Linked DNA regions of Homo sapiens: region 2 is linked to region 1. Evidence: chromatin contacts called from ENCODE Hi-C or POLR2A ChIA-PET data. All regions are on one chromosome and are shown on one strand. The core of a region is the stretch at or near the end of the contact, and the rest is flanking DNA. Distances in the headings are between cores, read along the strand shown. Region 1 holds the start of CCND2 (cyclin D2). Region 2 holds the start of NECAP1 (NECAP endocytosis associated 1).

What was found. A loop is a pair of places that touch in the nucleus more often than their neighbours do. ChIA-PET counts read pairs that join two places held with the same protein, here RNA polymerase II (POLR2A). Pooled maps may share reads with other maps.
Region 2: a pooled map shows a loop between it and region 1 (6-fold over the local background). The contact joins the promoter of NECAP1 here to the promoter of CCND2 in region 1. A Hi-C loop is called at or near these places in 5 of 50 pooled maps. POLR2A ChIA-PET finds 5 or more read pairs at or near these places in 2 of 52 experiments (CD4-positive, alpha-beta T cell and OCI-LY7).

The regions. Positions count from the first base shown.
Region 1 is chr12:4,270,270-4,276,656 of GRCh38, forward strand. It overlaps CCND2 (cyclin D2), which reads left to right and starts at 3,493. Exons shown (of 5, transcript NM_001759.4): 1 at 3,493-3,966; 2 at 5,736-5,951. The coding sequence starts at 3,772. CCND2-AS1 (CCND2 antisense RNA 1) reads right to left here and starts at 5,915. Exons shown (of 2, transcript NR_125790.1): 1 at 5,790-5,915. RefSeq lists silencers at 914-983, 1,608-1,799, 1,784-1,903, 2,684-2,803, 3,334-3,423.
Region 2 is chr12:8,078,364-8,084,473 of GRCh38, forward strand. NECAP1 (NECAP endocytosis associated 1) reads left to right here and starts at 3,911. Exons shown (of 8, transcript NM_015509.4): 1 at 3,911-4,020. The coding sequence starts at 3,926. RefSeq lists enhancers at 3,173-4,372, 3,804-4,023, 4,094-4,153.

The DNA of each region.
Region 1 (6,387 bases), core at 2,243-4,742:
GCCTAGGCGCCCCTGCGCGGAGAAGGCGGGACTCGAACTCGCGCTGCTCCCGGGCCTTGAGCCGACCGCGGAATCACCTGGCTGGGAGGCATCCTCCAGGTAAGCTTGGGAGTATGTGTGCTTAGTGCTGCAGGCTCCTGCAGAAAAGTGCCTATAAACACCCAACACCCTGCTGCACCCTCCACCTCCAGGCTTTGTACACTTTCCAACCGAAACTCCAAAACGCTAGCGTAGAGGGTGGGGAGCCGGCCGGAAAAAGAATAAAAGTCCAATAAAACTGGCGTTCGCTAAAGTTTATCACCAGTCCTACATGGGATATATATATATGTATTTTTTTTTCCGTGAAGGGTGAAAAGGAGATAAGGAAGAACCAACAATCTACCCCCTCCCGCCGCCCCCCACCCCCGCGCCACGGTGATCAGTTTGGACTTCAAAGCCAGAGCACAGGCTCTTGCGCTTTTTCTTGAAACCGAAGTCTACACTGAAAGAAAGTGTGCACTTTTGCCTAGAAGGCAACATGCGTTTTCCCGCGTGCTAGGTGGAGTGCATTTTAACAAGACATTAGGGTTTTAACACATGGCTGGAGTGGCGACCAAAAGGGAAAACTCAGTTTCCAGTCCAAGCCTCCTAGAGACATTCCTGCCAACCTCCGCACCCTCTCACGCCCCACCCCACGTGTGAGAGTCTGCAAAACCACCGGGGATTGGATTCGATGGCGAGCTTCACGCTCGGGAACAGTCAGTAATCGGAAGGGGAAGTGGACAGGGGAACTTCAAGAGGCGAGCCTGCCACGCGGGAAGCGCCCGAACTTGCGGGTCTCCATGAATGCAGAGGGCGCCGGGAAGGGGGGGCATCCGGCCGCGACCCTCTCTGCCCCTCCCATTCGCTGCCCCCCTCCCCGCTGGAATTTCTCTGTAAAGCAAGACGGAGTAGGGGGAGGGGGAGAGGGAAGGGGCGAGAGGGCCCTCGGCTCACTCCCGAGACGTGAGGACTCGCCACCCAGGCATTCTCCTCGGGGTGGGCTGGGCCCCGGGACGACCACCCGCTTCTTCCTCGCCCCCGCTGCCCCCACTTCGGGAGACCCAGAGCTCTGGATGCCTTTCCCCGGAGAAGGGGGGGTGTGCGGAGTCGGGGTGGAAGAGACCTTGCTCGCAGAGCTATATCAAGTGATGTCCAGAGGCTGGGAGCCCCGGCGGCCTCTGTCCCTTGCCTGTCGGGTTAGATTTATACTTTAAAAATACCTCCCGCCCTCCCTCCTTCTCTCGCCTCTCCCCGCTGCAACTTTCTTTGATCCGCTCAAAGGTGGCTTAGGTGAAATTGGAGTAATTCCCTTATGGGGGTCTTAAAATGTAAGTGAATGTCCTTATCCGGGGTGACTCAAAAGCTTAAGTCGGGAAGCCCAACGTGACTAAAACCAATAGGTGATTGTTCGGGGCCGACTGTGTGCGGGTGTACACGGTATTCGGCCCGGGTGTCATCCGCGGCGCTGGACTGTTTCATTTTGAGTTTGCAACTTGGGTTTTTCAGCGAGCTTTTTTTCTTCCTGAAAGCTAATGGCTTCCACAGCAATTAGACATTTTCCTCGCCCGCCCCTTCCCTCCCCTTTCTTTACATATAGGAGATGGGATACTCATTCCCGCTGCTATTGATAAGGTCGGAGGCGGCCGGGCCTCTCCCCAGCTTTCGCCCGCCCCAGCGCCCGCTCTCCCTCCGCCCTCCCTTGGCTTCCTTTTGATGTAGTGGGGAACGCGTCCTACTAAAAAAAAAAAAAAAAAAAAAAAAAAAAAGTAATCTGCCCGGTAACAATCAGCGCGCAGTAGCAGGAGCCCCAGAGCTATTGGCTATGCAAATAGAGGGAGGGGAGACGGCGCCCCAAACTCTTCCTCACCCTTTTAAAGCGATATCCCCTCCTTTCCCCCCCACCACCCCTTCCGCCCCACCCTCGTTTAAAGAGGCTGGCTCCGGGGCCTGAGTTAATCGCTTGCACCTCTAGTTTATTCGCTCCCCTCCTCCGCCTTGCAGGGAACCTAGTGTACGGCTCACCCAGCCCGCGCCCCACCCCGCCTTGCTGGCTCTCCGCGCCCCTGCCCGGGCCCCCTCTCTCGGTGAGGGAGGCACTCAGTCGGCCTCGGTGTGCCCAGAGAGCTCGAGCCACGCCATGCCCGCTGCACGTGCCAGCTTGGCCAGCACATCAGGGCGCTGGTCTCTCCCCTTCCTCCTGGAGTGAAATACACCAAAGGGCGCGGTGGGGGTGGGGGGTGACGGGAGGAAGGAGGTGAAGAAACGCCACCAGATCGTATCTCCTGTAAAGACAGCCTTGACTCAAGCATGCGTTAGAGCACGTGTCAGGGCCGACCGTGCTGGCGGCGACTTCACCGCAGTCGGCTCCCAGGGAGAAAGCCTGGCGAGTGAGGCGCGAAACCGGAGGGGTCGGCGAGGATGCGGGCGAAGGACCGAGCGTGGAGGCCTCATGCCTCCGGGGAAAGGAAGGGGTGGTGGTGTTTGCGCAGGGGGAGCGAGGGGGAGCCGGACCTAATCCCTCACTCGCCCCCTCCCCCTCCCGGGCCATTTCCTAGAAAGCTGCATCGGTGTGGCCACGCTCAGCGCAGACACCTCGGGCGGCTTGTCAGCAGATGCAGGGGCGAGGAAGCGGGTTTTTCCTGCGTGGCCGCTGGCCGCGGGGGAACCGCTGGGAGCCCTGCCCCCGGCCTGCGGCGGCCCTAGACGCTGCACCGCGTCGCCCCACGGCGCCCGAAGAGCCCCCAGAAACACGATGGTTTCTGCTCGAGGATCACATTCTATCCCTCCAGAGAAGCACCCCCCTTCCTTCCTAATACCCACCTCTCCCTCCCTCTTCTTCCTCTGCACACACTCTGCAGGGGGGGGCAGAAGGGACGTTGTTCTGGTCCCTTTAATCGGGGCTTTCGAAACAGCTTCGAAGTTATCAGGAACACAGACTTCAGGGACATGACCTTTATCTCTGGGTATGCGAGGTTGCTATTTTCTAAAATCACCCCCTCCCTTATTTTTCACTTAAGGGACCTATTTCTAAATTGTCTGAGGTCACCCCATCTTCAGATAATCTACCCTACATTCCTGGATCTTAAATACAAGGGCAGGAGGATTAGGATCCGTTTTGAAGAAGCCAAAGTTGGAGGGTCGTATTTTGGCGTGCTACACCTACAGAATGAGTGAAATTAGAGGGCAGAAATAGGAGTCGGTAGTTTTTTGTGGGTTGCCCTGTCCGGGGCCCCTGGCATGCAGGGCTGGATGGAGGGAGAGGGGTGGGGGGTGGCGGGGGACCGCGTTTGAAGTTGGGTCGGGCCAGCTGCTGTTCTCCTTAATAACGAGAGGGGAAAAGGAGGGAGGGAGGGAGAGATTGAAAGGAGGAGGGGAGGACCGGGAGGGGAGGAAAGGGGAGGAGGAACCAGAGCGGGGAGCGCGGGGAGAGGGAGGAGAGCTAACTGCCCAGCCAGCTTGCGTCACCGCTTCAGAGCGGAGAAGAGCGAGCAGGGGAGAGCGAGACCAGTTTTAAGGGGAGGACCGGTGCGAGTGAGGCAGCCCCGAGGCTCTGCTCGCCCACCACCCAATCCTCGCCTCCCTTCTGCTCCACCTTCTCTCTCTGCCCTCACCTCTCCCCCGAAAACCCCCTATTTAGCCAAAGGAAGGAGGTCAGGGGAACGCTCTCCCCTCCCCTTCCAAAAAACAAAAACAGAAAAACCTTTTTCCAGGCCGGGGAAAGCAGGAGGGAGAGGGGCCGCCGGGCTGGCCATGGAGCTGCTGTGCCACGAGGTGGACCCGGTCCGCAGGGCCGTGCGGGACCGCAACCTGCTCCGAGACGACCGCGTCCTGCAGAACCTGCTCACCATCGAGGAGCGCTACCTTCCGCAGTGCTCCTACTTCAAGTGCGTGCAGAAGGACATCCAACCCTACATGCGCAGAATGGTGGCCACCTGGATGCTGGAGGTAGGTCGGGGGGTGGCGCTCGCCAGGAGCCAGGACCCCTCCGGATGCTCGGGTCCCCGGCCGGAGCCCTAAACCTGGGAGAGGGCAATCCCCGCGCCGGCCTCCCGGCTCCTGTGCGGGAGTTTACCGCGCGCCTTCTGGCGAGACGCGTGGCTTTATTTCTGTTCCTCTCCAGATAAACTGGGGAGGCAGAGGGGGGAGGAAAATCTGGGAGAAGCGAGGCTGTCCTGGGCGGGGGTAGGGGAGCATCCCGCGCGCGTGTTCCTGCATGTGGCTGCCTCTTCTTCCCACCCCCCTCGCGACCTGTCTTTTGCGAAGCCGCCGCGGCTGCTTGCGCTGCGGCCAGGAAGAGAGTCGGGGCCTGAAATCGGGACCCCGAGTAGAAAGGCAACCCCCCCCAAAAGGCCAGAGCAAATTCGTCTTGGCCTCAGGTCCCCGCCTGTGGTCGCGACTCCGCGCTGGCACTTCACCGGGGAGGTGGAGGGAGGAGGGAGAAGGAGAGAAACGGGGAATTCGGGAGCCCCGGAAGTCCCATTGAAGAAACGCGTGTTTCAGGGGAACCCAAAAGAACCGCTTCTTGCCCCTCACTCCAAGTCTTTGCCCAGCGAGCCGTGTGCCCACGTATGCACAGCTCTGGACCTGCCGTGGTTTCGCCATGTTGCTTTGCAAACTCCCTTTGGAAAGGCTGGGAAACGTCGCCCGCTTACCCTCGCACCCCATTATCCCGGCCACCCCACTTCTAATCGTGCCCTCTCCCCCACCCCCCACCTCACGAAGATTACTTACAGTTTGGTTTTCCAGCTTCCTCGGTGCGGAGATTTGGGTGGGGTAGGAAGGGGGGGAGGGGGTGTGTGTAGGGGGGATACCGGGTCACCCCTGAAGGAGAGGTGGGAGCCCCCCGTGCCTCTTTCCAGGGCTCTCTGCTCCCGTCTTTCCCCTCGCTCGTCACCGCGTTCCCTAGTTTCTGTCCTTGTGGGCCGCAGCCGGACACTCCCGCCGCGGCGCTCACCCCTTCAAGTTTCCTCCCGGGATCCAAAGCCCCAGGGGTCGGAATACAGACCTTTCTGGCACCCGAAACCTCTGTTTCGGGAAGCCTGGCTCTTCTTTGGGGTTTTCACGCCAAAAGGGCTTTTCTAGGATATTTCCTCGATTTTTAATTATTTTTTGAAACCATCCCCCCCTGCTCCGACTCCAGCTGCCGAGGCTGCGGCGCTCTTCCTCCTCTCCTCCCTCCCCCTCTCTTCCCCACCTCTCCTCACCCGCCCCCCCAAAAGCGGCCCCTGGGCCGCAGGGACCCCCCCAGACATTTTTTCCAATTGTCGGGAATGATAGAGGAGGATCTGGGGATCCGGATGAGACCAAGAAGTGGACCCCCGGAGCCTCCAGAATATTTTTATTGATTTTTTGAAAAGATGACGAAATCCAAAAAAGAGTGAGTGAGTTAGAGTGCGCGAAGGAGTAGCCAAAGGGAGCGTCGCGGAGCTGCCGCGGCTGCTGCGCACTTCTCCGACTCCCCGTTTTGGAGCTGTAGTTCACCCCCTTTTATAGGATCCCTGGGAATACCAAAGCACTGATGGGCTATTCTGATTCACTCCAGTTTCCTCATCTTTGTTCTTTATTCTTATCACGCATTCTGGTCCCCTCCCCCTCCCACAAAAAAAAATTAATTTTTTTTGTTTCGATAGATTACGCTTTTTTATTCTTTTTCTCTTTTGCTGATGCTATGCTCTCCACCCCCGCCCCCCAACCCTTTCCCACTCCCATTATAGGTCTGTGAGGAACAGAAGTGCGAAGAAGAGGTCTTCCCTCTGGCCATGAATTACCTGGACCGTTTCTTGGCTGGGGTCCCGACTCCGAAGTCCCATCTGCAACTCCTGGGTGCTGTCTGCATGTTCCTGGCCTCCAAACTCAAAGAGACCAGCCCGCTGACCGCGGAGAAGCTGTGCATTTACACCGACAACTCCATCAAGCCTCAGGAGCTGCTGGTAATGACCGGCCCCTTCCTCCCTTCCTTTCTGCGATTCCCGCTTTCCCCTGGCCAACAATATGCCTTCTATCACCACTGCCAGAGCAAATTCTTGGGATCCAGAATGACCCCACCAATAGAATTTACCCACTTATGGGCGATAGCTCATTTAATAGGAAACCACTGTTTATTTTTTGTGTGTTCCTACTATGTGCCCAGGCTCCGTGCCCAGCACTGAGGCTACATCTGTGAATAAGATCCTCATGGAGATTTGGGTTGGTGAGACTCATTTGCAATTGTGTATGCATGTGTGTAGGGGACGCATGGAATATTTTAATTAACAGTGATAATATTTTAATTAAATTCCAAATTTCCAAAAATAGTCTGAGAACGTGTTCACATGATAGGTATGTGGCTGTGGTGTCTCCTAAAAACTTGGAGTTCAAAGGTAATGC
Region 2 (6,110 bases), core at 2,661-5,160, 3.8 Mb after region 1:
AAGTTATTTTCATGTTTAAATGACATCTAAAAGTGACCAAGATTTGAGATGGGTAAGGCCTCCATGAATTTCAACAATGCATTTAAAAAAACAAGCTTTTGTTAAACTTGGTTAAATCATATACTTACAAAGCCACATACAAGAACACTAGCTTGACTTAGCACAGTCTACTCAGCCCAGAACCTGTGAGCTGTGTAGCTACTACCCCCCGGTGGTGGGCAAAGATAAGTTCGAGACAAGACATTTTTAATTTTTTTATTTTAGTTTATTTTTTTTTGATACGGAGTCTCATTCAGTAGCCCAGGCTGGAGTGCAGTGGCATGATCTTGACTCACTGCAACCTCCGTCTCCTGGGTTCAAGCAATTCTCCTGCCTTAGCCTCCCAAGTAGCTGGCATTACAGGCATGCACCACTATGACCAGCTAGTTTTTGTATTTTCAGTAGAGACAGGGTTTCAACATGTTAGCCAGGCTGGTCTTGAACTCCTGACCTCAAGTGATCTGCCTGCCTCAGCCTCCCAAGGTGCTGAGGTTACAGGCGTGAGCCACTGTGCCGGCCCAAGACATTTTTAATTATTTTGATTGGGAAAGAACAAATCATCCCTGTTAAGGCAGGCTGAAATGATCATTCATTTAGCAAATAAACATACAGAGTTCTTACTATAGTCTGAAAACTGTGCTAGATACTGGGAAAACACAAACCTGTTTCTTTCCCTTGGAAAACAGAGATGCCAACAAGCAGTTGAATGCAATGTGCTAAGAACTAAAACAGCTGTACAAATGTTGTGGGAGCATAGAGGAGGCAGTTACCAGTTCTATTTAGAGAAGTTGAGGAAAACTTCTGAGATAAATTGATATTTAGATTAGATCTAAAGGCATCTTACCAAGGAATGAACGGGAAGTGCATTTCAGTCTGGACAAATATGTTCAGCATGAATAAAAATGGCATGTATGGAAAATTATGGCAATGTGATCAGTTAAGCTAGAGAAGACATCGTGGGTGAGAGTGAGGAAGACTGTATTTTTTTCTGTTTCTGTTGAGATGAAGCAAGAGAAGGGAAATTTAAATTTATATAAAGAAAAAACATGGTTAAGTAAGGGTTTTTTTTTTTTTTTTTTTTTAGGTGAAAGGACTTGAATATACTTACATGGTGAGGGAAAGGGGTGAATGGAAAATGAGTTTTAAGATACAGGAAAGAAAGGAGATAACTGATTAACCAGGTCCCTGAGGAGATTGGTCCCTGAGGAGAATCCAGGGCACACACAAGTGGATAGGAGAAAGAATAGATGAAGATGCAGATAGGAGTATGAATAGGGTGTCATTAAGTTGAGAGAGTTCACACAAACTTTATTTTCTTAGGGAAGTAGTAAGATGTTTTACCTGTCAAGAAAGAAAAAGAGAAGACTTAGAGTTGAAGGCCTGAAAGGGCAGCAAAATTTGGAACAACCATTAAAGGGAATGAAAATAAAAACTAGCAATGGCAAATCTGGGTGTTAAGGGCAAAGCTGAGACTCAAACCCATAAACTTTTAGGGACACCAATCTTTATAATTGTGTGATTTGCTTTTGGAGAATGATGGAGGGAGATGGTTGGAATATATAAGACTGGAGTCTTTTGGGTTGGCTGTGATGGAAAGACAAAGAGGAAAGGAAACTTAAGGATGCTGGCAAGAGAACTGTTGAAACAAGGAGATGGGAGGAATAAAGAGAAGGCTAACAATGTGCAGAACATGAAGAAGAACAGGTGAGGTAGAAAAGAGAGGTAAAGATAGTTAGAATTTATGTCAAGAGATTGTATGGCTAGGAAGAGTTAACTATATGGGCTTTGAAATCTCTAAAAGATTTGGGAGAAGAGGAAGAGTATAAACTAGTAAGAAGGTGAACCAGAAGCCAGAATCCTCCAAAAATGATTGCCAGTGATAACACAGAACAGAGAAAAAAAAAGAGGTACAATGTGGTGTAGTCATATGACCTAGGCTTCAGATGAGATCATAGGGTCAGAAATAAGGAACAACAAGTAATAAACCACTTTTCTGTCTTTATTTTTCTTTTAACATGTATTCAGTGACAATAATAGCTATATAAATCTTAAACAACAGAGAAATATATGGAGGAGAAAATAAGTTTCTTTCCCCCACTTAGCCTTATATCCTTTGAAAGCCTTCTCAATGCATTTACATGCATGCATATATAATTTTGGGGTGTTTCGACAAAAGTTGATAATGCTGTATGTTTTTTGCAGTTGGCTTTAAAAAATCTTGGATCTCTTTCAATGGCTAACCCTTTAGTTCAAAACATCTCATAGTAATAGATATACCATTAACCATTTCCCATTGATAGATGGTCATTTTGTTTCCATTTTTTTCACTATTACAAACAATGCTGTAGTATTATTGTACATACTTTTTTGTGCATATAAGGATTTCTCTACAATATTTATTAGTGAAACTGCTAAATTGAAGATTACGTCCAATTAATATTTTGATAAATTCTGTTAATTTCCCTTTTAAAAATGCCGTGCCAATTTACATTCCTGCCAACAGTGTATGAGATTAGACTGTTCCTCACGTCCTCGCCAGGGATAAATGTGGTAATTCTTTTTGAAATTTAAGATATCACTTTCCAAGGTGGAGCAGACAAATTAGAGGCAGGTTTGCTTTTTTTTTTTTTCTCATTAAACTTTTTTAATGGGTCTCAAAATTCTGTGACAAATTTTTGGATGTTTCCATTAAAAAGTACTGATTTAAAAAACTAATAACTTAAAACTGCCACACGCAAAAAAGAAAACCAGTGGTCCACAAAACATTCTCCTTTCCTTCTGAAGAAGAAAACCAGTGGTCCACAAAACATTCTCCTTTCCTTCTGAAGGTTTTACGATGCATTGTTTTCATTAACCAGTCTTTTACTACTGAACTTAAATGGCCAGTTGAAACAAACAGTTCTGAGACCGTTCTTCCACCACTGATTAAGAGTGGGGTGGCAGGTATTAGGGATGATATTCATCTAGCCTTCTGAGCTTTCTGGGCAGACTTGGTGACCTTGCCAGCTCCAGCAGCGGTGAAGACTGCTGCTGTTGTAATGAGGCAGGCTTGAGTTTCTGTCTCAGTTTTGCCACTTGCTATCTGTACTGTCAGGGTGTTGTGGTTAAGTTTACCTTTGGGGCGCAGAAAAAGCATATTTATGGTGAGAGTTCGGTAGCATTTATCATTATAATAGAACTGGGAGCTAATATAGGCCATTAGATAGTTCATTATGCTTCCGATTTTATCAGGAATTGGGTTGATCCCACGTATAGTCTATTTAACAGGATCAAATTTTCCAAAAAGATAATCGGAATACACGCCGAAAGTGTGGCAAAACATTTTAACAGGTGTCGTCCTGAAAAATCGGAGATAAAGAGTGTAAGGCACTAAATCAAGTTGGGTGTTTTCAGCGTTTAGACTCTGGAGAGTTGAAATCCACGGTGTCTATGACCAGATCATACATCATTCTCTGCAGGTACCTCGTCTGGGACTACCGGCTGGAGGTTGCCTCTTTTCTGCCAGGAGACTACAGTTAGGAAGTGACTCCTGTAAGAAAATCCGTCACGATTCAATATGGTCCTCGTCCTCGTAGGACACTCCAGGCACCTGCCTAGAGTAAGATGGCGCTTTTCGTAAGCACCTCTCCAGGACAGAGATTTCCATAACGAGAGTCACGCACTTGCAGGCCATCTTTGCCATTATCCAAGACGGTGAGCCGTGCAGCCTCATCGTTTCCAGGTTTCAATATGGCTCCCCGCGTCACCGAAAAGGTTAATCTCAGAAACTAACTTGAACTCGCGCGGAAGTGACGCAACAGAAGTTGTCGCGCTTTGCATCTCCGCCTCCCGTGCTCCGCCTCCGGTCTTACGTTTCGCCCCCGGCAGCGCCGACAGCGGACCCAAGATGGCGACCGAGTTGGAGTACGAGTCTGTGCTGTGTGTGAAGCCAGACGTCAGCGTCTACCGGATTCCGCCCCGGGCCTCCAACCGCGGTTACAGGTACTAACCCCGAGGCGCTGCCGCACACGCGTACTCTGTCGCAGATGACAGCTTCCTTCTCAGCTAGCACGCTGTCCGTCCCTGCCACTACTACCTCTGTATTGTCACCTTGCTAGCCTCCCTACCTGGGTTGTCATCTCCCTGACCACCTGCTCCATCTCCACTCTGGACTGTCATCACCATATTTCTGCCGTTTTTTTTTTTGTTTTGTTTTTTATTAAATTACCACTCTGCGTTATTCCACTCTGCCTCTCCCGTAATCCCCTGGGGCACCCATCTGCTCCCCATCATGCACTTTCAGTCGTGCTTGCTCCATTGCCAGTCCCCTTTCATTCGCTCTTCCCTGCGTCCTTCAGCTTATCATCCTCATCCTTTCTCTCTCTCTCTCTCTCACACACACACACACACACACACACACACACACACACACACACCTTTCCAGTTCCCCATGCACATTTATGGGTAATCGTGTTGCTTGCCACTCTGGATTATCTGATTTATTTTTTGTACTGTTGTCAATTTCGTCACCAACTGTCATCATCCACCATTCGGTTTTTCCTTCAGCAGTTTTACCAGTGAGCAAAGGTTATGATCATAAGCTTTACAACGGTTGTTCATTCTGTTTCTTCTCATTGTATTTTCTTGATGATTATATAGTATTTTCTGTCTTCCTTCCCTACCTCCCTTCTTAACCTCTCCTACACCTTTTCCCTCCAAAGTTGAGGCAGCATTTTTCTCTGTTGGGCCTAACTACCTACCTTGTAATCCAATGACTGTGAGGTTCTGAGGATGCTATAGGACATTATGTAGTTGAAAGACAGTTCACTGGGCTTCATGTTAAACCATATGAGTGTGAGCCCTTTCCAAGCCTCAATTTTCTCATCTGTAAAATAGAAAAAAAAACCTGTTAGTGATGATACCTGCGCTCTTATAATGTGCTTAACAAGGGTTTTTGGGAGAGTAAAATTAAATCATATAATGGATGTGAAAGAATGTAGGAAATGCAATAAAGCAGTTACAAATACTATTTGTTTGTTCTTTTTTTTTTTTTTTTTTTTTTTTTTGAGATGTAGTCTCACTTTGTTGCCCAGGCCGGAGCGCAATGGCTCAATCTCAGCTCACTGCAACCTCCGCCTCCTGGGTTCAAGCGATTCTCCTGCTTCAGCTTCCTGAATAGTTGGGATTACACGCATGCACCACCACACCTGGCTAATTTTTGTATTTTGAGTAGAGATGGGGTTTCACCAAGTTGGCCAGGCTGGTCTTGAACTCCTGACCTTGTGATCTGCCCACCTTGGCCTCCCATAGTACTGGGATTACAGGCGTGACACCACGCCCAGCCGTCGTTTTTTTTTTTTTTTTTTTTTGTTAGAGAGGCAGGGTCTCGTTCTATCATCCAGGCTGGAGTGCAAGTGGTGCAATCACAGCTCACGGCAGCTGTGTACTCCTGGGCACAAGGGATCCTCCTACCTCAGCCTCCCAAGTTGCTAGGGCTACAGGCATTGCCTCACAATGCCTGGCTAATTTTTAAATTTTTTTGTGTAGACAGGATCTTGATATATTTCCCAGGCTGGTCTCGAACTCCTGGCCTTAAGTGATTCTCCTGCCACAGCCTCCCAAAGTGTTGAAATTACAGGTGTGGGCCACTGCACCTGGCCAAGATACTGTTCTTATTCTTCTCTCTGACCCACATCATCATTGTGATTTTTCCTCCTGGCATTTATCATTACCTTGGCTGAAAAGTTACCCTCTCCTTATGTCTGTTATTTTGCCCCTTACTGGCGTTTTATTCATCATGAATCAATATTTTTATGCTTGCTGACCTGTGCGCTGGGCCCTGTGGGTTGCACCTTTGGCAAAGAGGTAGCAGTTCTGTTTTTAATAAGCTTTTAGTTGGACCCCAAACTGACCCTAAGTAGAAATCAACATGCTTTTAGATGGTAGTTACAGGTACTATATGAGTCACTTAAACATCACCTTCTTTGGGAGGCCCTATGTGACCCTTCCATTCTGGTTTAGATATGCACCCTGTGTGCTTCCATAGCACCTTTTTCTTTTTCTTTTTTACTTTAAGTTCTGGGATACATGTG